Regions from separate parts of the Mus musculus genome. Here regions 1, 2 and 4 are each linked to region 3. The links are chromatin loops, found by intact Hi-C in ENCODE. Cell type or tissue: left cerebral cortex. All regions are shown on one strand. Links, peaks and the distances in the headings refer to the core of each region. The heading gives the core; the rest is flanking DNA. Region 1 overlaps Irf2 (interferon regulatory factor 2). Region 2 has its middle 33 kb from the start of Enpp6. Region 3 has its middle 8.2 kb from the start of Gm31111. Region 4 overlaps Irf2 (interferon regulatory factor 2).

Region 1 (8,141 bases), core at 1,850-6,849, 120 kb after region 3:
ATTTTATTTTCCCCCTCAAACTATATGGTAGAGCCAGAGTGACCATCTTGTCACGGCGTGGCTTCCATTGTCTAGGCTTTTAAAAATAAAATGCCAGCACCTTAGAAATGTCTCAGCAAAATGGGATTGTTCCAGCAAAGCACCTAGAACAGAAAGGCTTTTTGCACCTCCCCTCCTTCCCAGCAGGACTGGTAGACATCCCCTCCTTGTCTAATGTCCCTCCCCCTTTTCCTTATCTTTGGCTATTTTGCTAGGAAAGCATCAACCAGGAATAGATAAACCAGATCCAAAAACATGGAAAGCAAATTTTCGATGTGCCATGAATTCCCTGCCCGACATTGAGGAAGTGAAGGACAGAAGCATAAAGAAAGGAAACAACGCCTTCAGAGTCTACCGGATGCTGCCCTTATCCGAACGACCTTCCAAGAAAGGTAAAGATGTTTACCGACTAAATAAACGAACCCTCAGTGTCCGTAACAGTACCATTTTGGTTTTCTCATTTCTGCCTCTGTCATCACTTTCCAGGGTAGAATACTTGTCCACTCTAGATGAGACAATCCTCTCTTTACTGGCCTTGGAAAAATGACTTTCAAGGCACCAAAGGCAGAAAAGAGGCCTTTGGTATTTTGATCTCATATCAATGAGGCAGCGGGTTTCAGAAAGAATGTCATGTAAGAACGTCCATGTTTCTCTGTCCTTCCGTGAATTGATCCAGAACTACCTTTCTGTTGCCACAGGAAAGAAACCAAAGACAGAAAAAGAAGAGAGAGTTAAGCACATCAAGGTAATCTTTGGTTGACTAGAAAGCCCCTGTTGTGACCGTATTGTCATGGTACCTGTTCTGTCTCATCAGGACCTTGGCGGAGGCTTTGGCCTTTCTCCTGCTATTGCGTTTTACATGCTTTTAACATCTCCTCTGCATGGACCCACCTGCAGACACAAGTCCACAGATACTTTGCCTAGTCCAGCGTCCCAGAGCAAAAGGTGTAGATGATGCCACTGATCCGCAGAGCTTGGCAGTCCCATGTCTCAGCTCCAGACACCAGCTTGTATCTAAGGCTGTGAAATATGACTTTAGAAACATGTTTGAAAATCAGAGAAAAAAATTTTTATCTCTAATAGAGATGTATTAGCTCTATATCTGTCACAAGCCATTAGGTTGGGAACACAGTAGTTCGTATACTCCATTAGCAAGAGTTTCAGTGGTTCATTCTCTGCTTTGTGAGCGATAAGTCCCAGGAGTTTTCCATGGAGACAGGTCTGTGGGCTTAAGGTTTTCAGTTGACTAGGTTGGTCTAACCACACCCCTATATTTCAATGATCTTAGTGCATAGAAGGTGTAGTAGCCCTTGTTAAATACGGAGGAAGGTGTCAGATAATCCCATGCCCGACTGGGGAGGTCCATCAGTTGTTAAGCAAAGAGCACACAGCACAGCTAGAGACCCAAAGACCACCCAAGAGATGATATAAGTGCCTGGCTTCTGTGTACAGAGTAAGGGACTGAAGAATGAGTTGACTGGCCTTTCTGTAAGATCCCATGGCTCCTTAGCACTGAAATTGAAGTGGATGTAGGACATTCTGATTTATCTTAAAAAAAAAAAACCACGAAGGGACATAATTTAGGTATCTCATTAGACTTCAGAAGGGACAGCATCCTGTGTGTGCCATGAGGGTACTTGGCTGCTCTCCAGGATTCTCCGCCCCTGCCAGGTACCTTCATGGAAAATGTAGTAGTGTCTGTGTAGAACCTATCCACATCTTCCATCTACTTTAAATTACCCCTTGGTTACTTTTTATACCTAATATGATATGAAAGTTGTTGTGTTTTATCATTTAGATAACAATAAGAGGAACAGGTCTATATATGTTTTGTACAGACCAGTGATTGGTTGAATATGTGGGAAATATGTAGGTCTAGAATTGTGAATACATATGGCTGTCTGTTGTTAGACTTTTTTTTTTTTAATGTGTCTAGGCTGCCTACATGTATGTCTGTGCACTATGTACTTGCCTGGTACCTGCAGAGGCCTCAGATCCCTTGGAGCTGGAGTTAAGGACAGTTGTGAGCCTCCAGGTAGATGCTGAGAATTGAACCCGGGTCCTCTCAGAGAGTAGCGAGTGCTAGTAACTCTAAAGCCATTTCTCCAGCTCCTGTAGTTAGAGTCTGAGGGAAATCTTAGCTAGCTGTTCAAGGTTGAGAGGTGCTTATCTCTGTGATGGAAAATAAATATTTTAGGTAGACTAGCAGTGACACTTTGTTTCATTTTTGATGTTTTAAAGTTTCTGATTTATTTTAAAAATAGCACCGGACTGGGGACTGGAGAGGCAGCTCAGTGGTTAAGACTGTGTCTAGGGGACCTGAGTTTGGTCCCCAGCACCTATGTCAGGTGGCTCCCAACTACCTTTAACTTCAGCTTCAAGAGATCCAAAGCCCTCTTCTGGCCTCTACAGACATACACCTCTCTCTCTCTCTCTTTCTCTCTCAATCTCTCTCTCTCTTTCCCCCCCCCATATCCCTCTCTCTCTCACACACACATGCTTAAATAAATAATTCAATAAATAGCATAGGACTAATGATTAATTTTGTTGTAATTTTTATTGTGGAAAATTTTTATACATGTAGGAAGGAGTAAGATTTACTGTAGATCACCCTCTAATTTTAATATCAATCAATTCTTGACCAGATTTGCTTCATCAGTGCTTCCATCCTTTCCCTCACTTTCAATATCATCATAGATATTTGACCCATTTTGACTACAGAAACAATTTGTGATAGTTGTCAAAATATTTTCAGGCAAATCTCAAATATGATGTTTCTTCTGTAAGCATTTCACTATATATTTTTAAAAGTACATGCCCTTTAAAAATACCATGCTGTCATTATTTTAGCTGATGAATTTGACAGGAATCCCTCTGTATCGTTAAATATCTAGCCAATGCTCAGTTTTCCTATTATCACAGAAATGGTACTACAGTTTTATATACATATATATCTGTAATATAGTTATACATATATACGTGTAATATATATTTTATATATGTCTATTTGTATCTGTAATATATATGTATATATTACCTTAACTAATACCCACACCATCAGCTGGGTGTGGTAGAGAGCACATATCTGTAATCCCAGCATCCAAGAGGCTAAGTTAGGGAGATCTTGAGGGTGATTGTCCTGCACCATATAATTTGAAGAAAACTTTGTTTCGGAAAAGAAAGAGAAATTTACCTGAGAACCCCATAGGAACTTTTTGCTGTATCTCAAGAATTTTTCTTTTTTAAAAATAATACCTTTTAATGGTTTATTTTTACTTCCTGTGCGTTGGTGTTTGGCGTAGGTGTTGTCCGTGTGAGGCAGTCAGATCTGGAACTGGAGTTGCTGACAGTTGTGAGCTGCCGTGTGGTTGCTGGGAATTGAGCCCAGGTCCTCTGGAACCCAGAATTTTCTTTCTTCCTTCCTTCCTTCCTTTCTTTCTTCCTTCCTTCCTCTCTTTCTTTCTTTGTTTCTTTCTTTGTTTCTTTCTTTCTTTCTTTCTTTCTTTCTTTCTTTCTTTCTTTCTTTCTTTGCTTGCTTGGTTGGTTTTTCTTTGAGACACAGTGTCACTGTGTAGCCTAGGCTAGCCCCAGACTTGCAGCAGCTCTCTGCCCTCAGCCTGTCTAGTACTGGATCATGGACCAGAGCCACCACAGCCACCACGAGTGACCTTGCTTTCAGTCTAGGGACATTTTCTATGTCTCTTTTTATAAAACAAAACAAAACACAGCATTATTTTCTCCCTATGATTATAAAAAAACTAATTATTAGCCATACTGTTTTCCATGGTGATATTTTTAGACCTGCATTTTGAGTGTCCCAAATATATCTCTACATCTCAGTAAGAGATGTATAACTTTTTTTTCCCACCACAAATACCTAGTTTGAAGAATTCACTGTACTCTTAGGTGTGATTGTCTCATATTTAGTATGTTCACAGCATTCAGTGACTAGCATAGAGCAAACTATACATATCTGATAACTGAGTGGGAGCATGAACATTTATTAAAAACGCAGATATATTTATTCTGTATGGTGGGAGTCAGGGGCTTTACAGTACAGATTTAATTTCATAATTGCAGCGAGTAGAAAAACAACAGCAGAATAACATTTACTTTTCACTATATTTTCCCCACACGTAACCACTATATTCCATTCAGTATCAAATACCAAAGGTTATATGGCTGGCCGTTACGTTATGTCTCTTTAAGACAGACACACTACTTCCGGTGAAGCAGTCAAGGCTGAGACATGCAGCATCCCGGGGCTGTAGGAATGTAAGGAAATGTGCTTCCTAGGGTGGGTGGCATGTGGGGGTCCTCGTAAGAAAAGGGTAGCTTTGGTTACATCAGCCTCGTGGGGCCACTAAAATGTGGTAGGCACAGCCCTGGTGAGACTTAGCCATGTTCATCCAGGAAGTGAGCGGCCTTAAATGAAGCCACGTGGGTGGAGCTCCTGCTCAGGAGCATCTGTTATGAAATCCTTGTGTAACAAAGCTATGATTAACACTGTGTTCCTCAAGGGACATTGTTCCTTCAGCGGAAGGCTGATGAATCATACTTAGTGCAGCCTAACCTTTGGATGTAGCTATCTTTTGCATTTGTCTTGCATGCAGTGTTATAGTAGAACGTGTATCAGGCCGGTGGGTTTTTCCCAATTCTGGGGTTTATAGTTGCTAAAGGCATTGATCGATCTGCAGAATGATTCCAAAGTTAATTCCACAATGGCTTTGGGATCATTACAGTTAAAAGATTGTCTTTAATAAAGGATTAATAGTCTACTTTTTTGTTAAAAGTCTAAGTATGTAAGCTGTGCCAGGTTTGATGGCATATGCCCTGTAATCCTAGCAACTGGGAAGTGGAGGTAGAGGGTCAGGAATTTTAAGGTAAACCTAGGCTACATAGGAAGTTTGAAGTCAGCCTGTGCTACAATAAATCCTGGTTCATAAAATAAAACAACCACCAGCCATACTGGGCCATGGACACATTCACTGTATGTTCCTTGCTGTTTCAGAAAATAGTTTCTCCAAGGATCCGTGGAGGGAGGACGTTGTCAGAGTTAAAATGGAGTCACTGGGCATGGTAGTGTTTTCCTGTCAGTCTGGCCTTGACAAGGCTGGAGCAGGGGGATATTAAGTTTAAGGGAAGTCTGGGCTTCATGATAAACCCTTATCTCAAACCAAGATGAAGTTGGTTGTGCCAGCTCTTCCCAAAGTCAAGGGGTTTGAAGAAAATGCTTTTTATGCATGGATAGCTGACAATAAATATGTTCTAACTTTCCTTCATTCCAACCTGTGTTCATCTAAACACAGACAAATTCCACCTCAAACAGAAACTGGGGTGTTGTAACTGGCTTGGCAGAAATGAAGGTATTTTTGAAGAGAAGTGAACAGACAATTCAAACAGTGGACCCCAAAGAAATGGGACGTTTCCCCAGAAATCTCTTGCAGGGAGAAGGAAAAGCCCCCAACCAATGGGGAAACTTGTCTCCCAGTGAGATTTCACACCATCCTAATAATTTGTTAGACCACGCTTTCATCTCGAAGCCTGTTCTGCAAGCCATGTTTGGTCGCCCATCCTCAATAGCCACTTAAAAGAGCCAAATTAATAGTAGAAAACTGAAAATTGAGATTTTTTTTCAATATGACAACATTGTGGAGAAGAACAGAAAGATCCGGTAAACCCTCAGGTCCATCTTTAAGAACCTGAAAGGCCACCATCTTCAGGGTCCCGAAAGGCAATAAAAGTTTAAATAGAAGACAGAGAACATGAACATCTATCTACACAGTGCTGGTCAAGGTGTGGTCCTGCCCACCACTGACCCATCATGTTCTGGGCTTCAGTTACATTTTGTAAGGCCATCTAATTGGAAGAGCTACACCTCTAAAATATCTTCATTTTTATCACTGTCTATCTGAGAGTATATTCTGTGTGCTCAGTGGGCCACACATCACTAAAATAAACTACCTCTGTGGCGCTACCTGTCTGACCTAAGAAAATTAGAATAAGAGAAACGTTAGTAAGCAGTCTCAGACTGAACAGTGAATGTATGCGTTTCAGAAAATACCATGGAACAGATTGCCCTGGTACAACAGATTGCTCTGTTCCATATAGGCAAGACCAAGGACGATAAGGCTAACAGTAGGCAGGGTGGTAGGTGTTGACAATTTTTAGTTCCTCTAAATGATACTATTCCCTTATTTAGCTCTTCCTGGGATGGTCAGAGTTTTCCCCTTTTCCCTATCTAGGAAGTACAGGCATAGGGGATGAGTCATTTTCCCAAGATGGCATGGCTTTCTGGAGTTTGAGAACTCTTCTGGGAGCTGCAGAACTTGAGCCTGACCCTGGGGAGGGAAATGTGGCCCAGATCAGATAATGCTCACTCCTTAGGAAGGGATGCTTCATGAGTGAAGGCCTAGAGGTCAGCGTTATTTGGTTTCCTCTGAATGAATATGGAAACTGGCTTAATTTAATCAGGGGCATTGTGTGGAGAACAATGGAAAATAAAGATGCCCAGGTAAGATGGATATGAACGAGTGCTTCCTGCATCAGGGGGAGTGGGGGGGGGTTGGTTGCAGATGAAAACACAAGCATTTCCAAATCAACGCATCAGTGTTCCCATGGAAACCGAATAGAAAGGGGCGTAATGTCATTTGGTGGAAGTCACTGGTCTGTGTTCGTTCCGAGGGCAGCCATGTGGTTAGAAATTACAGAATAGCTGGTGTCCATTCTGCAGACCTTTCTCACAAGACTGTTTCCTGCAACAGTACATTCCTGATTAGACAGGACGATTGGGGCAGCAGCAGCTCCTTCCTTGCTTGGGAAAACTCTTCAGGTTTAAGACTATGATGACCAGGGAACCTGTATCGGAGGGCGACTTGAAAACACATCAGAGCTGCTTTGGATAAAGCCAGCTAGGAAGATGAAGCAGGTTAGGAGCTATCCATCACTGGCCATTCCCACCCCCCTCCCCTGCTGGTGGACTAAGTCACTTCTCTGGACACAGAAAGGGATAGCTTTCATCTTAGAGGAAAGAAAACATAGTTTATTCTAGAGCTAAATTTGAGTGACCATGGCTCTGGAACACCGATTTAGGTCACTCCAGATTCCATGTTCCACCGTGGAAACAGCTTTGTGAGGTTTTATAGTTATGCAGAATCAAGAAAGTCCTGTCATGGCAAATTTAAACCACATCGGTGGGTGCCTCAGAGAGGCTTTCTCGGTGATCAGGGGAACCTTTCCCATAGGCCTCATATCTGATGGCATTCTTACTTTGGGAGTTGTTAGAAGCTAGTGTTGTGCTGTGAGGCAACATAGTTCAAAAAGTGTTTATTGACTAGTCCCACCATGTTGGTTCTGACACAGTGTGGGCAAGGATAGCTATTAAGGAAGCTAAAGCTAGCTCAAGATGAGCTAATTAGTCCTACACCATTTCAGTCTCCTTATCTTACTGAAGTTCTACTCAGTGTATCAGTCTCTTTAGATGCAGCTCCTTGCCAGGAAGTCTTGTTAACACTTCTTTAGGAAATCAAGTTGAGCTACTTGGGGCAAAGGTTTGGAGCCCAGTGGATCAAGGTAAAAGGAAGAAAATGGCAGACTGCACAGTAACAAATATAGACAAAGATGGTGACCGTTGGGATGGAGCCCAGGGGACATTGCTTCCGAGTATGGAGCGTGAAGACAGGAGTAGTTAAAAGAGGAAGATACAGAGAAGGAATACTAGGTCTGGAGCTTGTTTGTGAGTGAAATGACATCTGGCAAGCAGATGTCATGCTGAGTGTCTGAGGCCCAAAGGTGTGACCCTTTACTCCAGAATGACATTGGAAGTCTTGAAAACAGGCCCTTTTCCAAGACAGAAATTCTCCGAGATGTAGGGAAAGAAAAGGGAGTGAGGAATTAGCCATGGGAAGCTGGTCAGTTAGAGATGAGTAAAGATGGCCTTCCTTCAGGGAAGGAAAGGTGGAGGCAGGCTGGAGGCTGCTTGGCAGCATTTGTTCTCCATGATGCTATGGCTGCTGAGGTGACCTCTGCACCCTCTAGAGTTCTGTCTCTGCCTTTCTTCATGAAGCTCAGCCTGGCCCTTTTCACAGAGACCTGGAGGCACT
Region 2 (8,141 bases), core at 1,378-6,377, 270 kb after region 3:
TCTGCAGGTTTGCCTACAGCCCATTCTTACAGCTGAGGTCCCCTCCTCTTAGACAGCTATGGCTTGTGTCAAGTTGATGTAGAACCAGCTAGCAGGAGCCTGAATATTTTTCATATGCTGATTGGCTATTTACATCTTCTGAGACTGATCTTCCTTTGGCCATTTATTGTTTGCTTTGACCTCTTAGCTTAGTTGGCTTTTTTTTTTTTTACAATTATTTATTCTTTTATTGTATATTTAGTATTAACGAATGGTGCTTGCTCTGTGTTACCCATGTGAAAATCAGAAGATGATTTGTAAGACTGAGAGTCGGTTCTCTCTCTCCAATGTGATCCCACAGGATCCCACACGAGCAGCTGGGTTTGTCGCCAGACACCCTTACCTGCTGAGCTAGCTTTGCCAGCTCTCTTTGGGTTCTCTGAGTTTGCTGTCTGTTTTGTTTTAGTCTTCTGTCAAGGGTTTAGCTAGGAAAGACGTTCTCGCAGTCTACACAGCTTTCTTTAATCGATTTGAAGTTCTGTATGCGGCTCCCGCTCCATTTGGAGTTAACTTTTATACAGGCGACAAGAAGGGGATCCAGTTTTGTTCTTTGGCCCACTGACATCCAGTTTTCAAGCGGTATTTGTTGTCTTCTTCTCCAGCGTATATTTTTATCTCCTTAGTCATGAGTGAGGTGGCTATAGTCATATGGGCTTGTACTTGTACTCCATTCTGTTCTATTTATCTGCATGCCAAGTATTTTTTTTTCCTACTATGGCTTTGTAATATACCTTGAAACTGGATCCAGTGATTCCTCCAGCATCTTTTGCCCAAGGCTGCTATGGGTATCCAAGATCTTTTTTGTGCTCCCTTATACATTTTATTTTAAATTTGTTTTATGTGCATTTGGTGTTTTGCCAGCATGTATGTAGGAATGAGAATCTCTTCTGCACTGAGTAAAAGCATCGCCTGTCAATAAATATCTGATGACCAATGAGACGAAGAAGGATTAGAAGGTGGGATATCTGGCAAAGAGAGGGGAACTCTCAGAAGGAGTCAGGAGCAAAAAAAATTCCTCATCTGGACTTGGAGGGAGTTGGACATAAGGAACGAGGAGAGGTAACCATGGCAGACATTGAATAGCATAAACAGGTTGTGTCACGAGCTTGTCACAAGCCTAGCTGAAGGCCTATGTGCATATTCATAAATAAATAAATAAAGCCTGTGGTGGCAATGGCAGGAGTCTTTGAAATCTCTAGGCCAGGCCCCAGTAACAAAACCATGTCTCCTAATTCTCCCCGAATAACTAACTGGAGACCAAGTATTCAAACTGCGACTTATGGGGGACATCCCAGGAACCACACTCACAAAGACACAAAGGGGTAAAAAGAGTTGAAAACTTTAAACATAAAGTTGGATTGGAATGCCCATTTGCATATCCCCTGTCCTGGTTTGAATTCCTCGGGGCAATATCAAACACAGAATGTTACATATTATCTATTTGGTCTCATAAAGGAAGATAGGGTTCACCCTGACCTAAGTGGGTATTGCACATTATGTGTAGGTTTTGAACGACAAGCCACGTTCTATGAAAGCGACAAGTGAATGTGAGACGAAGTTGTTTGCTATAATAAATACTCGTGACACAGTGGTCATAAGCCCTTAAAACTATGAAAACATTTCTACATTACAGAAAGCCCCTTTCTGTTAAGCTTTCTGATGACAAGACAGAAAAAATATCTTTGTAAATACCTACTGAACTACGCAATTTCATTGTAAGATGTAGGTGGCACTGTCCTGTGGGTCAGCTAAGGCCAATGTGTGTGGTGGAGCGCTTCCATTTCTGATTTCTGTTTTGGCTGTGAGTTCCAGCTGTGCTACGCCCTTCCAGCGTAAGGGAAGAAAGATGTAAAGAAATACTTTGAGAGCCATGTGCAGGTGTCTTATGAAACATAGCTCTGAAAAGATGGTTTTGAAGTTCCTTTCCACTCCTGTAGCTGAGCTGCTGCCATGAGAATTCTCACCCCCAGTGACCGACCGGCCCGTCTGACCTCAGACAACAAGCCGGAGTGTTTTAGTTACTGTCAAAATCTACTTTCACTTCTGGATCTTGTGAAATTTCAGGATCATAATCGAAATGTACGAAGGGAAAAAAATCCACTTTCAATAAAAAAATTATTTGGATAAAGGATTTGAGATACGATTTTCATCAGTGTGTGCTTTTTTATTATGCATAGTACATTTACTATTTAAATCACATTCTTGGTCTTTATTTTTATGGTCCACTTAAAATTATTGCTAATGACTTCTTGTGATCATAAACTGTTCTGGTCTTGTTTAGTAAGAATTGTGTCCTGCTTTTGTGGGTAAGGAAGTATGGACAGTATTTTCTTAGCTCTAGGAATCCTGATAATGTCTCCTTGCTTTCTCATGCAAGCAATAATATTGGCTTCCCGTAAACATTTCATGCCATACACCACGTTATGTTCAAAGTTCTAAATATACTTCCAGCGTCTCCTGGCAGTTATTGATGTGGGTCAAAAGGCTGAAGCCCACGGATTTTGCATTTCTCTCTAACTTTAAAAGCGTTGCAGTATTGACTTTGGAAAATAAAACACTTCTGAAAGAAACAGCTTTCATTTGAACTATAATTAATTTGCCTTGGGCATTATGGGGGCAGATATTTTCCATTTCAGAAAGTTGTTCTAATTTTTATGGATGTTGTTTTAACTCAGTTGTTCTAGATGGTTCTGTGTTCTCTGACATCTTCTCATCACTCTTCCTTGTTATCCAGTGCTGCACTTCCTGGGGCGTGGAGGGGGCGGGTTGCGCTCTAGTTAACGGTGAAGGACTGATTCCAGCTGATGGTTATGGGAATAGAGCCCACCTTGGCAGGGATGGGGCGGTGTTGATGCTCCTCTTCCAAAGGTCCTGAGTTCAAATCCCAGCAACCACATGGTGGCTCACAACCATCCTAACAAGATCTGACGCCCTCTTCTGGAGTGTCTGAATATAGCTACAGTGTACTTACATATAATAAATAAATAAATCTTTTTTTAAAAATTTAAAAAGATACAATGAAGACAGAAGAAGAAAAGAAGAAAACAGACAAACATTTAAATATATACAGCATACAATTTTGTATAAATAAATCTATTTTCTGTTCTATTTACATATTAGAATATTCCATGCATGTACATATTTAACATCTAAATGTTGAACATATGTTAAATGGCTTTTAAATACATATTTAAACTCTCTGTTGCTGAGATAAATACTCATTTTTTAACTCCACTGGTTTTGTTTAAAACACTTTAAACACTCCCCTACACCCCCCACTCCCCACTTCTGCATCCCTTGAATTTCCACTGAATTTACCTTTGAGTTAGTAATATGAACAAACTTGAGAGGTTTGGCTGACCGTGGCAGTGCAAGCTGTAGACAGTAGCTCGATACAAACCTAAGATGGGAAGAGAATCACTGCAATAAGCCTTTTGATATTTCACAGCTGGGATTAAGATTGTATTTTGGAACTATGGCGCCACCTGGTGGCCATTCTCTTGTTGCCGTTTAACATTTCTATTTTAGACCCCCACCTCTTTGGTAACTTGTACTTGAACACCCTTTGGTCAGGAACCCTAGTATACTATTAAGTAGCAATGTGTGGCCAACTGGACCTGGAAGGCCTCCGCTTGTTCGCTTGCTTGTTAGCACAGGTACCTGGAAATTCTGCAGGTCTAGGTAGAGTACGGGAACAGGGGACAGGAGAGACTTTACATCTTGGTTTTTCACAAGAGCCCTATTATAGCTCTGGCTTTCCCAGAAGCCAACTCCTGTGATTGGATGAGGGACTAATGAGACTAAAAATCAAGCACAAGCCTGCTTGGATAGCTGAGGGAACAACAGGTCTTCTCCAAAGAGGGAGAGGCTTGGGAGATAGCCCCAAGGGGAGGGGACACATCCTCACAACGCGTCACGCACAATAAAGGACTTCATCTAAACATCCATCAGAATCACACAGAGTTTTAAAGACAACCATGCTCAATGCATGCAAGAATGTTAAGGAAAGCTGGTGATTTCCCCAGCAGGTTGATTTGGGGGTTAATTCTTTGGCAATATTAAGAGTTTTGAGGGGCTGGAGAGATGGTTCAGAGGTTAAGAGCACTGGCTATTCTTCAAGAGAGGTCCTGAGTTCAATTCCCAGCAACCAAATGGGACTCATAATAATCTATACTGGGATCTGATGCCCTCTTCTGCCATCCAGACATACATGCAGACAGAATACTGTATCTATAATCAATCAATCAATCAATCAATCAATCAACAATAAATAAATCTTTTTTAAAAAAGATGTTTGAAAACAATCATTGCCTTTTTGTTGAATCTCAACCATAAAGGTAGAAAAGTGGGTCTGTAGGAGGAGAGCTGGCGGCCATCTGTTTAGCTTTAGTAAAGACTAAATATTATGGTATGTATGTTGTACTGTTGCAAAAGGTGGCATGTGCTCAAGGGTTGGTCACTGTCTTAGGGTTTCTATTGCTGTGATGAAACACCATCATAAAAAGCCAAAAGCCACTTGGGGGAAGAAAGGGTTTATTTGGCTTAGATGTCCTGAGTCATAGAGTCCATTAAGGGAATCCAAGGCAGATTCTCAAACTGTGCAAGAACCTGGAGGCAGGAGCTGATGCAGAGGCCGTGGAGGGGCGCTGCTCACTGACTTCTCCTCATAGCTTGCTCAGCCGGTTTGCTCATAGAACCCAGGACCACCAGTCTAGTCCCCCATCCATTGTTAATTCAAAGGACACCCAACATGCTTGCGGACAGCCAGGTCTTACGGAGGCATTTTCTCAGTTGAGATTTTCTCCTCTTAGATGACTACGGCAGCTTGTGTCAAGCTGATAGAGAACTAACCAGCACAGTCACCAACCGGGGATACCATTGGAAGATACTGTAGTCTTTGCCGGAAGAAAGCAGGATATTGGACAAGGTATCCCATTGACGGGGGAACCGGAACTGCAACGGATGTTTTCCTTGTTTGTTTTTGTTTGTTTGTTTGTTTCTCTATTGCTATAGTGAGCAGCTATGTTCCACTGAGTCTCTCTTACCATCATACGCTCCCTTCCATTAGCTCCAGAAAATGAGCCTACAAAGGAAAGAATGAAACCTCTGTACCCATGAGCCAAGATAAAACCTCTCAGGTCATAAGCCATCCTGGGTGTTTTATCACAGGGATGGAGAGCTAGTGTATAGCCAGAATCCGTGTTACTTTACTATTTTGACATGGTGTCCATCTTCAAATAGAATACTGTGTGAAAGTCAAATATACAAATGGGTGGACTGAATATAAAGGGTTCTGCTCTGGCAATAACCTCCACCCTATTATCGGCACAGTCCCCAGCTTCACAGAGACATTACCGGGGCACTTCCATAGTTAAAGCATGTTCTATGGTACAGTGGGACATCCCTGCCTCCATCGACCCTGGATGTTAATGCTAAACCCTTTTCTGGGAGCTCTGAAATCATGGCTGAGTCTCTCATGGGTCTCTTCTGCATTCCAGAGCACACCAAGTTTTTCATTCTGACCTTGATTTTGCTACCACTAAAATGTTTGTCTCGGGACATTAGAAACAACGCCAGGCCATTGGACACCTCACTGTCATTGGAACCACAAAGCTGTGTCAACCCATCTAGCATACATAGTCTTCCCTCGTGAGAGATCTTTAGACTCCTGGATACAACCTAAAACAAACAAGCAAAAACCAGAAAAGCAACTTAAGTAAATGAGAACGTCCAACAACCCCACTATCGATGGAAATGAATATTTCTGGTGTGTTTTCTTTCAACATTTATCTATGTGATATGTACAGCTAAAATACTTGTGCAAGATATGCAAGGTTACTAATACAATATTAATTTATTTTCTGACGCTGTAAGTCAATACCACTGACTGGTTAGTCTAGAAAGAATGTTTATTTGGTTCAAAGTTCTAGAGGCTGCGACGTGCAAGATCAAGATGGTGGCATCTACTGAGAGCCGCCTTCTTGCATCACAGCGTGGGAGGGTACCCCATGACAAGATAAAGCAAGCATGTCCGCACACATCTCGCTCCCTCTTCTTTTTTTTCCCCCATTTTTTATTAGGTATTTAGCTCATTTACATTTCCAATGCTATCCCAAAAGTCCCCCATACCCACCCACCCCCACTCCCCTACCCACCCACTCCCCCTTTTTGGCCCTGGCGTTCCCCTGTTCTGGGGCATATAAAGTTTACTTGTCCAATGGGCCTCTCTTTCCAGTGATGGCCGACTAGGCCATCTTTTGATACATATGCAGCTAGAGTCAAGAGCTCCGGGATACTGGTTAGTTCATAATGTTGTTCCACCTATAGGGTTGCAGATCCCTTTAGCTCCTTGGGTTCTTTCTCTAGCTCCTCCATTGGGAGCCCTGTGATCCATCCATTAGCTGACTGTGAGCATCCACTTCTGTGTTTGCTAGGCCCCGGCATAGTCTCACAAGAGACAGCTACATCTGGGTCCTTTCAATAAAATCTTGCTAGGGTATGCAATGGTGTCAGCGTTTGGATGCTGATTATGGGGTGGATCCCTGGATATGGCAGTCTCTACATGGTCCATCCTTTCATCTCAGCTCCAAACTTTGTCTCTGTAACTCCTTCCATGGGTGTTTTGTTCCCAATTCTAAGGAGGGGCATAGTGTCCACACTTCAGTCTTCATTCTTCTTGAGTTTCATGTGTTTAGCAAATTGTACCTTATATCTTGGGAATCCTAGGTTTGGGGCTAATATCCACTTATCAGTGAGTACATATTGTGTGAGTTCCTTTGTGATTGTGTTACCTCACTCAGGATGATGCCCTCCAGGTCCATCCATTTGGCTAGGAATTTCATAAATTCATTCTTTTTAATAGCTGAGTAGTACTCCATTGTGTAGATGTACCACATTTTCTGTATCCATTCCTCTGTTGAGGGGCATCTGGGTTCTTTCCAGTTTCTGGCTATTATAAATAAGGCTGCTATGAACATAGTGGAGCATGTGTCCTTCTTACCAGTTGGGGCATCTTCTGGATAAATGCCGAGGAGAGGTATTGCTGGATCCTCCGGTAGTACTATGTCCAATTTTCTGAGGAACCGCCAGACTGATTTCCAGAGTGGTTGTACAAGCCTGCAATCCCACCAACAATGGAGGAGTGTTCCTCTTTCTCCACATCCATGCCAGCATCTGCTGTCACCTGAATTTTTGATCTTAGCCATTCTGACTGGTGTGAGGTGGAATCTCAGGGTTGTTTTGATTTGCATTTCCCTGATGATTAAGGATGTTGAACATTTTTTCAGGTGCTTCTCTGCCATTCGGTATTCCTCAGGTGAGAACTCTTTGTTCAGTTCTGAGCCCCATTTTTTAATGGGGTTGTTCAATTTTCTGAAGTCCACCTTCTTGAGTTCTTTATATATGTTGGATATTAGCCCCCTATCTGATTTAGGATAGGTAAAGATCCTTTCCCAATCTGTTGGTGGTCTTTTTGTCTTATTGACGGTGTCTTTTGCCTTGCAGAAACTTTGGAGTTTCATTAGGTCCCATTTGTCAATTCTCGATCTTACAGCACATGCCATTGCTGTTCTGTTCAGGAATTTTTCCCCTGTGCCCATATCTTCAAGGCTTTCCCCCACTTTCTCCTCTATAAGTTTCAGTGTCTCTGGTTTTATGTGAAGTTCTTTGATCCACTTAGATTTGACCTTAGTACAAGGAGATAAGTATGGATCGATTCACATTCTTCTACATGATAACAACCAGTTGTGCCAGCACCAATTGTTGAAAATGCTGTCTTTCTTCCACTGGATGGTTTTAGCTCCCTTGTCGAAGATCAAGTGACCATAGGTGTGTGGGTTCATTTCTGGGTCTTCAATTCTATTCCATTGGTCTACTTGTCTGTTTCTATACCAGTACCATGCAGTTTTTATCACAATTGCTCTGTAGTAAAGCTTTAGGTCAGGCATGGTGATTCCACCAGAGGTTCTTTTATCCTTGAGAAGACTTTTTGCTATCCTAGGTTTTTTGTTATTCCAGATGAATTTGCAAATTGCTCCTTCTAATTCGTTGAAGAATTGAGTTGGAATTTTGATGGGGATTGCATTGAATCTGTAGATTGCTTT
Region 3 (8,141 bases), core at 1,530-6,529:
CTGAACATCCAATCTCCACTTCACAGTCACTGGGATTATATATGTATTCCACCATCAAGAAACCATCAAGGCTGGCTTAAGGACAAATGATATTGTTATTCCTGTAAATAGTAAGAAACTGTCTTGAATGTATCTGTATTAGTCAGGGTTCTCTAGAGTCACAGAACTTATGGATAGTCTCTATATAGTAAAGGAATTTATTGATTACTTACAATCTGCAGTCCAATTCCCAACAATGGTTCAGTAGTAGCTGTGAATGGAAGTCTAAGGATCTAGCAGTTACTCAGTCCCACACGGCAAGCAGGCAAAGGAGCGAGAGCGAGACTCCCTTCTTCCAATGTCCTTATATGGTCTGCAGGAGAAGGTGTAGCCCAGATTAAAGGTGTGTTCCACCACACCTTTAATCCCAGATGACCTTGAACTCAGAGATCTTCCTGTCTTAATCTTCTGGAATCCATAGCTACTATGCCTCAAGATCTCCATACCAAGATCCAGATAAGAAACTTCTATCTCCCAGCCTCCAGATTTAGGGTCACTGGTGAGCCTTCCAATTCTGGATTGTAATTCATTCCAGATATAGTCAAGTTGACAATCAGGAATAGCCACTACAGTATCCTAATTAATGTGGAGAAACACTAACTGTGGGGTTCTGGGGATTGTCGCACAAACCACCTAGACTCCGATCTCAGTCAACTAGCAGTGGTTCATTGGCTGATCGACCAGGAACATGACTCAGTCTCAGGGGCTGAACTGTGACCCCGAGTTAAGCCTGAGACCTAAAAATATCTGTGCCAAGTTATTTCACCAATGAAGCTTTAGGGTTGGGGATTTCGTTAGGGACGTGTCTTTGTTGTTCATTTATCCTGCTCCCATTGGTTGGGGTATTCAACTGTGGCAGGGGACTTGCCTTGTCAAATATTCATGTTTTAACTTGTCAACCAGGATGGGACTTGTTTTGTGTAACATTCATCTTTTAACTTGCCAACTGGATGTCAGTTATCCACATACATGTCTCCTTCTGCTGTGTAGCCTGTCAGTTCTCAGGGAGATCTTGGGAACTTGAACTTTACCACTCCTCAAAATGGAAGATTTATTTCAAGTACTTTCTTATATTGGTGCAGATGTTTCTCATATGCTGGGGTCCATCTCAGGGACAGCTTATAAAGGCAAATACCATAAAAGCTTATACACAAGTGCAGAAAGTGCTGCTGGATGCTTAGTTTGTGTCCAAGCTTATGGTAGGTAACTACACAACACAATTCTAATAATTTCTATCACAATTGGTTTTTAAGGGCACAGAACATAACAGAATACGTAATCAACTTGACATTAGAAAGTTTCCTAGTAAAAGCAGAAACATATGAGAACCTTTCCTTAGAATGGTAGGTGAGCCAGGCCAGGTAACAGTTATTTAGGCCTTAGCATTCTACCTGGGCTTCCACATTCCATCCAGGCCTTAATAATTTACCTAGGCCTTAACACTAAAGAAAACCAACTTGGGCACAAAAGGTTTTGTTTGGCTTCCTGGTCTCAGTGAATCATTGAGGGAAGTCAGGACAGAACCAGGGAGGAGTGCAGCTAACTGGCTTGCTCTTCATGGCTTGCTCAGCTTGCCCAGGATCACACAGTAGGGCTGCCTCCGCATTCTGATCACCCATCAATATGATGCCCATCAACCTTGCCTAGAGGACAATCTGATAGAGGCGTACTCTCAATTGAGGTTCCCTGTTCCCAGGTTGACTCAAGGTTGGCTTGTGTTCAGTTGACCAAAGAAACAAAACAAACAAAACAAAACAAAACCCTCAAAATCAAAACAAATAAACAATCAAACAAAAACTAAATAAACAAAAACCTGACCACGTAGTAGATGAAAATCTTCCACCTTAAAAGCTTCAAACTTTAGGCCAGGCCATGGTGACACATGTCTTTAATTCCAGCACTCAGAAGACAGAGGCAGGTATATCTTTGCGAGTTTGAGAACAGCCTGATCTACTTACTGAGTTCCAGATCGCCCAGAACTAAATTAAGAGACCCTGTCACAAAAAGTAATCCCCAAGCTTAGATAACAGATTAGACTTCTGCAGAAAAACAGACCAAAAGGACTCAAAACAAAACAAAACAAAACAAAACAAAACAAAACAAAACAAAAAAAACCTTCAGTAGAAACATTTATAACATTTGACCAAATATCTGGGTCCTGTGAGTCTAGCAAAACTGATACATGAAAAGAACCATGGCATCAACAGGAGACAGAATGATACAAATTGTACATAAACAACTACAGGAACGAAAAGAGGAGGAAGTATCTTCTAACTTATTTTATGGGAATAACATTACCCCGTGTTCAACCTAGGGATGAAAGACCTGTTTGAACTCTGAAAAACCAAGCAATATAACTAAGTGTGTCAATCAACATCAACACTACCAACCACAAAAACAACCCCAAAAGCACACCACCATTTCAAGTAAAAGAATTTGACCAAGCTTAGACGGTAACTTTCAGAACTTTCAGAAACCTAAAAATAGACCAAAAAACAAAAAAACAACAAAAAAACCCCTAGGATATCTGTAAAAGAGATACAATAACAACAGAGAAACAATAACAACAAATCCATAGTCAATACCCAGTCCTCTGGGAAAGACTGAACGGCTCTCTCTTTATATCCGAGGAAGAAGCCAGTAGTGACTGCCCTCATTTCTGTCCCAACTATTGCAACAAGGCAATAAAGTATATAAAACACACATGCTGGAAAAAATAAAAAAGACTATATTTGAAGATGACGAGGTTGTCCATATTAAGAAAAAAATCCTAAAGGATCTATAAAAAATACACAAGAAATAAAGAACAAGTTAAGCAAACTCATAGAGTACAAACATAATATTAACAAATCCTTAATAGTTCAAGTGCTATCAACAATTAGAATTCACGTTGTAAAGAATTTTTTTTCCTGAGTTGTTCCATTAGAAAAAAAGGAGGGAAGAAGAAGAAGGAGGAGGAGGAGGAGGAGGAGGAGGAGGAGGAGGAGGAGGAGGAGGAGGAGGAGGAGGAGAGAAGAAGAAGAAGAAGGAGGAGGAGGAGGAGGAGAAGAAGAAGAAGAAGGAGAAGAAGGAGAGAGAGAGAGAGAGAGAGAGAGAGAATGAATTTAAATTATGTTCAAATAACATGGTAGAAAATATCCGGTGTATAAAATATGTATTCTACATGCTTTGCTTTACATTTGACATAGTCTACCTAAAAGGGATTCTTTATCCTTCCAAATAATGAAATGCATGAAACAGAAATGTAATCTCTTGATCCAAAACTTAATCTTAACATTCTGCTGTTTAAGCTTCCAGATGGTACCTTTTTTAATCTTGATTTTGGCGCGCGCGCGCGCGCGCACACACACACACACACACACACACACACACACACACACACACACACACACACACATTTTCAATAGCAGTCTTATATTTCAAAGAGAGTGGGACTGATGTGGGACTTCTCTCCTTGGAAGGCTTGCCTCCCTGGATTTAACAACCTGTTTGTTGATAGCACAGATGTGGTTTCTCCTCACTGTCCACTTGGGGGCTATCTCAATCTATTTCAGATCCACTAGATAGGGACTGTCTTCCTAAACCGAGTCTTCCTGTCTAGCAGGAACTCATAGATTGTCCCTGTGATATGAAACGAGGCCGTTAGGCCCCAGTACCTGACTTTTTTTTGATACCTTTTAAAGTACATCATTAATGAAAACTAAACTCGCACAGGGTTCTGCACGCCTACCTTGCATTACCACTGCGTCTGCGCGCCACAAGTGTGGACTACATCTCCCAGGATGCATCGTGTCCCCGCCCGCGCAGCCTTACTTCCTGCGAAGGACTTCCGGAGTGTTAGTAACCTTGCTGACTACTGGATTTAGGGTCTTTTTGGGAGGTCACTGGGACTAGCTTGTATTTTTCTGGGAGGAGAGGGGGACAGCAAGCCATAACAGGGCGGCATCTGTCCCGTTTTCTGGTGTGCACAGACCTTGCTTTCTGGGAGAGGCGTTGGCTCCGCCTTCAGGCAGTCCTCTTACAGGTGGTTGGCTGTTGTTCTTGTCATTCAGCCGAGTCCTTGGACTTGTCAGAGATCATCAGTGAGACAGGCCAGCAATCCTGAGTTATAGTGGTTTAGTGACCATTTCTTTTCTTTTCTTTCACCCACCCCCTTTAAACCACGGACATTTTAGTGAAAAATAAAAATACTATAGATAAGTTGTCAGATAATTTATTCTGCAAACGTATGCGTGCTTTCTTTACCAGGTGTTTTTAAGGATTTTGTTAGTGTTGGCCTGGAATCCTTTTTTTCTAATCTTTTAAAACCTATTACTACTAATGTGTCTTGAAGATACTACTTAGGGAAAACTGAAAGTGTGTGTGTGTGTGTGTGTGCGCGCGCGCGCGCGTGTGGTGTAATTTCTAAGGAACTACAATTCCCATCCAGTTCAGATTGAAATGGGCTAAAGGGTGAGTGCGGTGGGCTCAGTGGTAGAGTACTTGCCTAGCATACTTTAAAAAATTCAAAAAAGGTGACTCAAAGTGGGCATACATTTCTTTATAAAAAGACACTGTTGAGGAAATGGGTGGGTCGGGGGCTTAAGATGCATGTCCTAGTTTGTTGATTCTGGAGTCTCTGTGAGTCACTATGCTTCCTCTCCGTACTTGATAGTTTTGTGAAAGCAACTCAAAAGGACACGCTCCTTCTCCATAAACACCCTAAAATTGAGATGCTAATAATGATATGATGATGGTTAAAACAAAAATAATGTGGACTGTGTAATAAGAGGTCAGATTAACTAGAAATGCTAGTTAAGATATAAATGTTGGAGAGATGACTCAGTGGTTAAGAGCACCTGTTGCTCTTGTAGAGGACTGATTGAGGTCCAACTTGTAGCTCCAGCTACAGGAGATCATTATCCTCTGCTGGTCCCTCTGGCCACTGTACTCACTGGCAGAAACCCACACATGATAAAAACATTAAAAAGTTGAAATATTGATGATAGCGAGGTGGTTATCGTGCCTGCCTTTAATCCCAGCAGAGGCAGAGCCAAGCAGATCTCTATGAGTTCAAGGGCAGCCTAGTGTATAGAGTGAGTTCCAGGACAGCCAGCGCTACATAGAGAAACATTGTCACAAAACAAAACATGTTTATCATGATTTAAGGGTGGTGAGTGAAGCTAGAGAATCTAGGAAGGGCCTGAAGATCTTGGAGAAGACAAGTCAGATATCAGTGCCTGTGTGAGTCACATCTGACTCGGTCACAGCTCTCTGTTGGCATCTTAAGGTTTAATACAGTGTGCTTTTGCTTTTATGTCCCTTGTGCTAAGTACTTCACGCATCAGTGGGAATTCCCCACCGAAACAAAGCCAGTAAGAAATATGTATACACACATATCAATATAAATATATATATGTATATGTGTATATGTATATATGTGTATGTATGCATATGTATATATACACACACATACACACACACACACACACACATATATATATATATATATTTATACACATGCATATGTATATTTGGTACATGGCATGCATGTATAGTTGCATATAATATATATGCATATATATAGTAACTTTACATGTACATGTATGATAGTATACATATATAATTGAAAAACATACTAGGTGATTTGTTTCATGGAAGTGTCGTATACAATTGTTGGGACTGGAGGGTCTGAAATCTGTAGGGCAGGCACATGAGCCAGAAACTCTAAGTTAGTGGTTTTCAATGGCCTAATGCTGTGGTTTTTAATGCCCTATTGCTGTGACCCCTTAATTACAGTTCCTCTTGTTATGGTGACCCCCAAACACAAAGTTGTTTCCATTGTTACTTTATAACTGTAATTTTGCTACTGTTATGGATCATAATGGAAATATCTGATATGCAGGATGTGCGACCCTGTGAAAGGGATGTTGGGCTCATGACCCACAGGTTGAGAACTCCTGCTCTAAGGTAAGAGCTGATGTTGGACTCGTGAGGTGGGATTTCTTCTTCTACAGGGAAGCCCTGGCTTAGATTCTGTCATTAAGCCTTTCCACCGATTTCTTGAGTCCTACTCACATGTTTGAGGATTGTCACTACTTAGAGTCAAGATATATAGATATATTTAACCCCCACAGTAATGTTAACTACATCTCCAAAATACCTTAAAGGAAACACCTGCGTTAGTGTTGGATTAGCAAATGGCGCCCTGTAGCCTAGTTGCGACACATAACACTGCTTCCTCTCAGAGCCTTTGCTCTAGTGTTATGCTTTTGCAACCCTCAAAATTGTGTTTTTGTGTAGCTTTGCACTTGGTATCTGTCTTGTCCCTCTACCATTTTCCTCATCCCTTACCTTTGTATCATTGCTGTATTTCTTCTTTCTTCTGTTTATCATCTTTCCCCCTACCTTAGAATTTTACCTCTGTAGGGTAGGGTAATTAATGGATTCTTAGCACATAGGATGTAGAATAGTCAAAAGGTAGAAAGAAGTATTAAGGTGAGAGCTCAGGATGTATTTGATGACCGGATGAAGGGCCAGAGTTCATCATGTGGTACCCTGACTAGCGGAGGAGGAGAGAGATGGAGGAATAGATGGATTGCAAATTGGGGCTCATTGTTTGCTACTGAAGAACTTAAATTAGCATAAATTCATTGGGGGCACAAGTTTGCTTCATTCTCTTTCTTAGCTGTGTGACTGTGACAGGCTCCCCCATCTCCTTGAGGTTCAGTTTCTTTATCTGGAAAGTGGAAAGAGTACTGCTTAGCACAGTAGCCTGTGCCATTTGTGAAGTGCTGTAGGACTTGGGCTCGTTGTGAGCATCAGTTAAAAGGTGACTCTTACCCTTACAATTATTGTTCCGTATCAAAGTGGGATATTTACAAGAACCACTGAAGTGAAATTATTGGATTTCAAAGTCTGGCCCGTGAGGAGGTTGGCACGCTGAAACTTTGCCCTGCACAGTGTCTGAGAACACTCATTTTAATTCCGGGTCCTATTGTTTCAAACAGAATGGACACCTTTCTGTGTATACAACCCATAAAAATGATGAATTGACTGAACCTTTCAGTCTGCCCTGGGCTTCCACTTTAAGTGTAGAGTTAGTTGGTTCCAGGTCAGAGCCTCCATTCATGAGTTTCCTATGGACCCATGAGAGTGAAAGTGCACTCTCTGCGGCAGATGTCCTGCCCCCTAGGATTCTTTTATTCTTCTGAGTCTGCTGCTTCGGCCAATAAGAGAGTTGGTACCCTGACCCAGCATCATAATTATGACCATGAACAGCTAAATGGCTTTTTAAAAAGATCTAAAGGACTCACAGTGAATTCTGATCACTATTGCCTGTTGCCTATGTATCAGTATAATTTCTAGGCTTCAAACCCTTCAGTGTTGATTGCCTCTTAATAATATACTTCTCCTGATCTGTGGGCTGGGTGTTTGCCAGAAAAATATCCTATTCTGAAAAAGGCCTTTTAAAAACTTGGTCAGCTTCTGATAGCATGCCGGATCTTACCAGGAACCATAGTCAGCAAGAGAGGTAGATTGCGGGTTGAGGCTTTTCTCTTTCAGGTTCTGACTATAGCTGGTTACAATGTTTCGCGTTTGTTTAAGGTGTGGGCAGATTGTGAAAATGTAGCCGGTTGGCCAAGGCTTTTTGAGCTGTGTTTGTTGCTTCTTTGGTTTGCTTTGCTCTGTCAGAAGTGGAAGGGAAAGCTATAGTCTAAAAAGAACAGACTCTCTCATTCCCAGCTGTTCTTTTATTTTACTCCAGGCTACTTCTATCCCTAGGGAGGACCAGGGTAATTGAGAGCAGTATTCTTTCAAGTCCCGCAGGTTTGAGATACCCGGACTTAAGGGTGGGACCATGAGCACCTTGTCCTTCTTTGGTTAAAACATCATTTCTTGCCCCAAAGTTAGGAATGGCATTGTGAAACTCTCCCAGCTTGGCGCTATTTGTTTCCCAAGTGAAGACAATAGATGATTCTTTGCTGTCCCATGTGTTTAATTTTCCATAGGTTCATAATAAAACAGTGCTTGCTGGTGTGTGTGTGTGTGTGTGTGTGTGTGTGTGTGTGTGTGTGTGTGTAATTTTTGAATGTAGAAAGTACCTGACACTCTGTCTACAG
Region 4 (8,141 bases), core at 1,451-6,450, 160 kb after region 3:
AGCATGGTGGAGTGGATGCCTCAGAACGGAGGAGAAAATGTGAACTAGCTGGAATTTTTTTATTCTTGTGAATATGTACATAGGGCAGTACGAGCAATGTCGCGGGCTGCTTCTGCACCTTATCTTGAAGCACTTACAATAGGCCTTCTTGTAATCTTGCTCTCCTTCACAGCACACTCGGCGACCCCTTCTGTGTCCACTACCCCACTACCCACCCCTCCCTCCTCAACCCCTCCATCCCGGTCCTCTATGCGCCCCTTCCCCCCAACCAATCCCATCACAACCTCTTACCTATCCTTTCCCTCCCAACCCCTTCTATCCCAGCCCACCACCTACCCCACTCCTCCCCAACTCCTCCATTCTAGCCCATTACCCACGCCTCTCTCCTCAGCCCAGCCTACCCCATCCCACCCTGTTCCTTTCCTCCAGTTTCCTCTCCTCAAAGGCAAGGCTCTACATCTTGGAGGAGGAGGAGGAGAAGAAAATGAGTTTCTTCACCGCTGTCCCATTTTAAGACTGCTTGAATAATAAAAAAAAAATCTTTCTAATCTGCTATGCTTGAATGGCACGCGGTACAAAGGAAAACTGTCATGGAAATATTATGCAAATTCCCAGATCTGAAGACGGAAAATACTCTAATTCTAACCAGAGCAAGCTTTTTTATTTTTTTATACAAGGGGAATATTTTATTCAAGGTAAAAAAATTCTAAATAAAATATAATTGTTTTTTATCTTTTCTACAGCAAATTTATAATTTTAAGATTCCTTTTCCTGTTCATCAGCAGTTGTTATTACATCCCTTGTGGCACATTTTTTTTTTAATTTTGTAAAGGTGAAAAAAAAACTTTTATGAGCTCATGTAGCAATCAAATTATCCTGTGGATTGATAATAAATGAATATGGTATATAGTTAAAGATTTTAATGGGTATCACTTCTGGCTTTATGTGTGTCTACTTAGAGCGTAATCATGGATCAAAGCTGACAGAGTGTTTATTCTTGGAGACCGGCATGCTTTCCTTTGCTAACCACAAAGAAAATGAGGAGGGTCCTATGGTAAGGCTGTGAATAATTCCTCCTCCCACAGCAGTGGGCCTTGTGCAGAATGTCCTACGTGAGTTTCCGTCTTTGCTCATCACAGATGTGTCTAGAAAGGGTGTTTATCACTATTCCACAAGGCAGAAATCGTGATCTGAGATGAAGACTCTATACTCTAAATTAATGGGTTAATGTTACCTACGCAACACAAGACCAGGATGCTGGTGGAGCCTGGAGGGTCCCCTGGAGAGAGCGCAAGACCAGGATGCTGGTGGAGCCTGGAGGGTCCCCTGGAGAGAGCGGTTTTCCCACTCATTGTTCCCACTGTGAACAGAGTCCACTCCTCTGGGTGGGTTTCCTGTCCCCATCTGTAGGCTTATACTTACGGACTTGAGTTTGTGTTGAGTTACATACCTGGGCACAGGGCTAAAACACTCTCAGTAATGGGAAAGAGTTGTTAGGTTCTACCTTTCTGTTTGTCTCCTAAGACCTGGGGTCTTTAAACCAAGGCCCTGCCCTTAATGAGTAGGACTTTGAGACCACTGTTCTCTATCACCTAGTTGGAATGCATTTTCTTTCCCTTTGAATTTACCTTTATTGCCTTCACACACACACATACACACACACACACACACACACACACACACACACACACACCCCTTGGTGGTTCAAGGTACAACCCTAACCTTGAGGACATCACCTCCCTTACGTCCCCCCCCCCCCAAATCCTCAGTTTAAAAACTTAGCTGCCTTAATGCTAAGTTTTTTGGGGGCTGGGAAAAGATCGCCAAGTTAATGTTTGAAAAGGTCCCTTCAATTTATGAAAGGACAAAGGGCTCTTTTAAAGTCTATTGCTATGTGTGGCTGCAGATAGAACCAGTGACCATAAAATTATCGCTCCTGAACACAAGTCAACGGAAACGTGTTACTGTTTGGTGCGTTGTTGGAAATGTCTCACACAGGTGGTCTATTATTCCTTCTTTTGTTTAGATTATTTTATTATTTTTATTGATTGATTGGTTTATCTATTGATTGACCAGAGTAGGAGGTGTTTATTTTGATTCCCTAGGAGAAAGCATAAGGTCTTCAGTTATACGAGCCTCCCCTTTTGGTAATTTATATTAAAACAAAATCTCATTATTCATCCTGTTTTGTTTGTTTGCAAAACAACAAAAACAGAATAGAAATTAGGCCTGACTCACATGGTCATCAGCAGGCCTAGGATAGCCTGGGCTCTCTTATCCCCTCTCTGCACCCATAATGAGCCCTGCGGGTCCCAAATGCATGCCACAGTGCCCTAATCCATTCCTGTGGTGGGATCCAGACTAGTAGCCAAATTCAGGTACTCAAGGTAAGACTCTTTGCCAATCAGATGCTTAAAATACTCTCCTGAAAGGCTGAAGAAAAACAAGTGAGTTACATAAAGCCTGGGGGTGGGGGGAGGGCACCAGGAAGCCAAACAAACCAGATGGACAACTCAGTCACAGGAGCCCCAGACCTTGTCACTTAGAGGAAGTGCTGGGGACGCGTGATTTATTTAGTAGGCCTCTGTGTGTGCCGATATGGTTTTTATGACTGGTTTTGCCATGGGTGTGTTTAAGTAGCTCTATAACTGCCTTTGGGACAATAGCTTCCATTCTCTGTAGCAAGCATGTAGGTAGGTCACACCTGTAACAAAGTTCCTTTTACATCTGTGATCTGGGGAGTCATTGACAGCATTAAGGTCGAGCGAGCGAGCAGAGAGCACCTTGATGTAAGGGGCTTCCGAGATGCTGTTTGGGTGTCTTAAATAAGTCCATCCTCAACCATTTCCGCCTTTCCCTATTTAGGTGTCAGAGGCAGCGTTTTGTCCGCTTGAATGTATTAGAAATACGTGGCTAAGAAATACAAATCCTTGAAGCATCAAAGCCCTAAAATGTTCCCCCTTTTGTTTCCCCAAATGCAAAGGGCACTATCATGTAACCCACTCCCGAGGTAGACATTTTAGGAATGAGGAAGATGAGTGATTTGGTTTCAGGATTCTGACTTTTCAAGTTGGTGCTTTTTTTTTAACGTATTTTCCATGTGAATGGAAAAAAAAAAAGTGTTAAGCCCTAAATGGCCTCTTGCCCCCAAACCTGAGAGGTGAAACTTTAGACCTTCCAGTCTCTAGAGGCTGTCCTTTGAGTGCTGGATTCATTGGGGTTTAAAAGCCCCTTGTTATTTTAGCTTGGGACAAACAGACCTAAATAAAAGGAGGGACTCAGAACTTAAGTCTTCTGCCAGAATTTTACTGATGATAGACAGACAGCAGACAAAAACAAACAGACAAACAGACAAACAAACAAACAAACAACCCTAGGAGGATGGGAAGAATGGGGGAAGGAGCTCCGTGAAGAGGTGCTGGGAGGGGCTGATATTGGCATGTAAAGTGAATAAATAAATAAAAATTTAAAAACTAGGAAAAGGCTGGCAAGCAGAGAGACGGGCCTCTGGCATGCAGAGACTATCCAATACCTTTCCTAGCTTGGGTTTGGAAAAGGAAAGGAGGCAGAAACTGGTTTTAAGCAGTTATAATCAACCATTTTATCATGAAACTCCACCCCTTGGTACAACCTAGAGCCGGGATGAACGATCAGAGCCACGGGACAGGAACCTGACTTGCCAAAGGGCCAGGGTGCATCTCCTCCACCTAGTACAGGCTGCAGTGAACCCCTCCCAGAGGGACCACAGTGCTTTTCTATCTCTCCAGGAACTGAAAGCCCCTTGAGTGGAGTCTACATCACATTCTCATTTTCCCAAGAGGCACAAGGCATGTATCTACTAGACAATCACACAAGCATCTCCTACACCGATCCCTGCCCACCACTGTTAGTGTTAAGAAGACCATGTTGGTCCTCAGATACCCTCTTCAGCAATGACTTGCAGACCTGGAGAAGGAGGGCTTGTGATGGCTGTGTGGAACTTTGGGTGTGTGATGCTTTGGGTAAGGAGATACAAAAAAACCTACGAGTGGTGCTAGGGAGGGATTCTTCTTGAAGCCTGCTGGCTTCTGTACCGTGACCAGCCCTAGAGAACACAGACACTATACCCTGCTGGAGCTTGGCCATCACTGGCCTTGCTGTGAGCATAAATGAGGACTCTAAAGAGATTTGCTTCTGTGGCCATTCTGGCAACAGGTGCCAAGGCACTGTCCGAAAATAGAGTCTGGGAGGAAGGAAGTGGTCAGGCCTGATAACTGGTTTTAGCAAAAATGTTAGGTCTGTCCAAGAACTTTGGTCTCGCTGTGAGTGGATCAAGAGGAGGGACTGTTTGAGAGCTCACGTAGCCTAGGGTAGGGATGCAGTTCACCCTGTGCAATCTGTAGCACCACAGGAAAAAAACAAACAAATAAACAAAATATGAATTAAAAGTTAAGAGTTCATATAGTCTTGGGAAGACCTCATTCTAGAATCTTCCAGCAGGTTCCCCCCAAAAGAAAGCAAAGTGTGTACCCTGAGCCTCTAAATAAAGTTTGGTCACTTTCTCCCTGTCTACTGTGTAAACATATTCAGACAGATTGCTGGCCCTGTGGAAAACACTTGGTTGTCCAAGTGCTGTTGGTTTCACCCCTTAGGCTCACAACTAAAGTCACTGCCAACATACTCATTGTTCAATGTCACAAAATTGGTGGCTTACATGATACGGCCTTGTGTGCAGGACCAGATGAAAAGATCTGGGCCACTAGTATCTCTAAACTCCAGTTTTTGCTGAGAAGAATATACTAAAATTGGAACCACTCATATGCATCCACATGAGCCGTCAATGGGAAAAGACATCAGATATTTTCTGTCTGGCTGAGGCTTGGGCCTTCTATCTAGGGGCCTTCTATCTGGGATTGCTTCTGTTGCCCCCCAAAATCCCCAATGTACAAGGGCAAAGACAATTTAAACCCACAATATTGTAGTGAGGATGTGCCTGAAGTTTGAGGACAATAGGGGTGATTCCTATGACTAGTAATGAGCCAGGCCTTATCCCCTGAGTGTTAACACTGACAAATGTTCTCTATAGAGAGTGCTATTCTGTCTGTCCATGGTCCCTCTCCCTCTCCAGGGCTGTAAATGCAGCTCTTATCTTCATCTGCAGCATCTTTGCTCTCGGAAGCCCATAAATCATGTTTTTAGTGTGACTGTGAAATGCGGAAGAGGGTTCGTAGTCCTGGCTGTACAACAGCCAGCCTGTAGGGAAATTAGAATTTTAGGGGGAAGTGTGAAATACAGCCAAAAGCTATTGCTCAAATTCTAACTAGTGACTCTAGAGGGTCACGTGGCAACCAGGCTATGATAAGGGAAGGAGACCACTGGATGGCTTAGCATGTGTTTAAGTTTCTATTTGCAGGATAGATTTAAAGTCATGTCATTTCTAAGTGATTTTCCTTTAGCAGCCGATGACTTTAATTTGGTAACTAATGATCTTGGTCTGCCCAGAACTGGGAGGCTCAAGGTGGAGACTTTTTTTTCTTGTTGAACTCGGGACTCTCTCAGGTAAACCACAGGAATAAGTTTCCCTGCATATAATGCCAAAATCAGAGGAGACATGATTTTACATTTTATTAGAGGTGTATTGTTGATAAGTCTATCATTAACCCATTAATTAGAGGGTATGTTTTACTAAGAGACACAGACATCATTTATTCAACACTATGAAGTTCCTGGTATGTGTTGGCCTTAAGTGCTAAGGCCACATACGACTGAATGGAACTTCTTCTGTTGAGTGGATAGGAGCTATCCAACCAATGAACAAACGAAATCTTTGGGAGACAATAAATGCTACGGAGGGAAATAAAGTGTGGGCAAGGGAGGCAGGGCCATGGAGATACTCAGAGCCATCATTTCGACGTGTCCAGAGCCGGCTGCAGAGTTGGCAGTTACAAAGCTCAGCAGTTAGAGGAAAAGAAGGAAAATGGCTTGTATCAGCAGTGCTCTGTTGCAGGAAACAAAAAACCACAGGCGCTATTTTAAGCACGAAGGCATCGACTGGCGAGAAGCAGGTGCTTATGTGGGCAAGCTGGACAGGCCTCTGTAGGGTTAGCTTCACTTCCATCACTGAAGGTGGGATACCGGGAAACGTCAGTTCTGTAGACACACCACATCAGCTGCAGGCTCATCACAACGTTCCTGTCATAGCTCCACCTCAACTCTCCCTTGAGACTGCTGACTTTAGTCACGGAACACTGAGCCAGTGCTCCAGAGAGTTCCCAGGCTCAATGTCACATATGGGACCGGTTACAGTGGAGCCAGGAATACGGCTTCTGCCTCACTACCAAATTCCCACTCGTGTACAAGCTGAACATATCATGCAGTTAGGATCAGACATGAGTAAGGCTGAGAAAGAAGGTTCCAGATCTCCAGCCTGAGCAGCAGAGAAGGGCACACCCCAGGCAGGTAAGAGTAAATGTTACAGGCTTTTTACAGGACATTTAGTCAACCTCAAGAAACCATTGCAAGACCGCTAAAGGTGGTGAAACTAGCCAGAGAGATGCAACTTTATCCGGCACACTTCAGCAGAGGTGAAAAGATAGCACTACACAGTGGCCAGAATAAGGCTTTTTGTTTGACTAGTTTTTAATTTTTTAAATATTTTCACTATTTTATGTGTATAGTTGCTTTGGCTGCATGTATGTCTGTGTTCTGTGTACTATGGGTGTGCCCTCAAGCAAGAAGGGGGCATGGGATCCCCTGGAACTGGAGTTGCAGACAATTATAAGCTACTGTGTGGGTGCTGGGAATTGAGCCCATGTCCTCTGGAAGAGCAGCCAGTGTTCTTAACTTCTGGGTAATCTCTCCATCCTGGATGATGTTCTTAAGACAAGGCCCATACTTGCTATGCTGCTGAAGCTGGCCTCGAACTCAGACCTCCCCGTGCCTCCAAGTGCTGGTAGATGCTACTGTATCAAGTGCAGGCAGGGTTGGCTTTTAAAGTTAGAGCATCCTGTACTCAGTAGTGCTTACTTAATTGCTACTGTGTTTAGGAAACCCGCTTGGTATTTTGGAAGAAATGTTTATTTCTAAAAATGGATCTGTTAACACCTTACTTGTACGGTTGTTGTATTATTAAACATGATAAAGCTAGTAATATACGGAGCATACTGTAGACTCATTTGTAACCTCTGTGTACTCTGTGTATAAGATAGCTAAGACTATAGTTTGGAAATTGGTTCCAAACTATCCATAGTTTCCTGAACTTTTGTAAATTCAAGAATTTGCCAGTGAGGAACTCTGATTTCATATAAGTGACTGTAAGGTGTGTGTGTGTGTCTGTGTATCCTTTATATATCATATATAATATATGCCACACACACATATATACACATATACACATATATACATGTATATATAACATACATGTATACACACACATATATATGTATATGTATATGTATGTGTATATATATATATATAAAATTTATTACAAACTCCCCCAACCTCATGTCTTAAACTTTATTTTTAAAAACTAATTTCATTATGGAACTGATTTAAAGGAATCAAAGAGTAAATTTCTTTACTGTAAACAGAGAAGAGACAAAAACTTTCCAATAGTTTTAATTTTAGACAAAATTTTAAACATCTTATAAAAAAAACCTACTAGGTAGAAAGACACTAACTTGAGATAATTGGCATATTCTAATCTGCTTCATTCTGGGTCATCAATACAATTTCCATTGAGGGCAAGGTTTTTGCTATAGTTATCAGATTTGTGGATGCTGGATACTTTGACCCAGTGATTTTGAAAGAAGAAACATCTTGCTGGTGTATGCAATGGTGTCAGCGTTTGGAGGCTGATTATGGGATGGATCCCCAGGTATGGCAGTCTCTAGATGGTCCATCCTTTCGTCTCAACTCCAAACTTTGTCTCTGTAATTCCTTCCGTGGGTGTTTTGTTCCCAATTCTAAGAAGGGGCAAAGTATCCACATTTTGGTCTTCGTTCTTCTTGAGTTTCATGTGTTTTGCAGATTGTATCTTGTATCTTGGGTATTCTAAGTTTCTGGGCTAATATCCACTTATCAGTGAGTACATATCATGTGAGTTCTAAGGACCCTGATATAGCTGTCTCTTGTGAGGCTATGCCAGGCCTGTCAAACACAGA

What was found. Peaks named below come from ENCODE experiments on the same cell type or tissue, not always from the same donor. Only the 100,000 strongest peaks of a DNase experiment are listed, where the experiment ranks them.
Region 1: it touches region 3 in a loop (3-fold over the local background); 3 of 42 quality-filtered maps call a loop at or near these places.
Region 2: it touches region 3 in a loop (4-fold over the local background); 34 of 42 quality-filtered maps call a loop at or near these places.
Region 4: a loop joins it to region 3, with 2.2 times the contacts of the local background. A loop is called at or near these places in 7 of 42 quality-filtered maps.

Annotation. Positions count from the first base shown.
Region 1 is chr8:46,806,968-46,815,108 of GRCm38, forward strand. Irf2 (interferon regulatory factor 2) reads left to right here. Exons shown (of 9, transcript NM_008391.4): 4 at 255-431; 5 at 738-784. Among named protein-coding and RNA genes, the nearest start is that of Gm39170, 19 kb to the right of the region's middle. In left cerebral cortex, for the core only: no CTCF peak of the experiment used is centred there; DNase peaks (open chromatin) are centred at 4,485 and 6,231; H3K27ac peaks cover 1,776 bases.
Region 2 is chr8:46,950,103-46,958,243 of GRCm38, forward strand. It overlaps a transcript of Enpp6 not described here. Among named protein-coding and RNA genes, the nearest start is that of Enpp6, 33 kb to the right of the region's middle. In left cerebral cortex, for the core only: CTCF peaks have their summits at 2,952 (motif pointing left) and 3,556 (motif pointing left); a DNase peak (open chromatin) is centred at 3,521.
Region 3 is chr8:46,683,170-46,691,310 of GRCm38, forward strand. No RefSeq gene overlaps it. Among named protein-coding and RNA genes, the nearest start is that of Gm31111, 8.2 kb to the left of the region's middle. In left cerebral cortex, for the core only: a CTCF peak has its summit at 3,587; DNase peaks (open chromatin) are centred at 3,819 and 4,041; H3K4me3 peaks cover 881 bases; H3K27ac peaks cover 772 bases.
Region 4 is chr8:46,846,536-46,854,676 of GRCm38, forward strand. Irf2 (interferon regulatory factor 2) reads left to right here. Exons shown (of 9, transcript NM_008391.4): 9 at 1-923. Among named protein-coding and RNA genes, the nearest start is that of Gm39170, 20 kb to the left of the region's middle. In left cerebral cortex, for the core only: no CTCF peak of the experiment used is centred there; DNase peaks (open chromatin) are centred at 4,186, 5,272 and 6,016.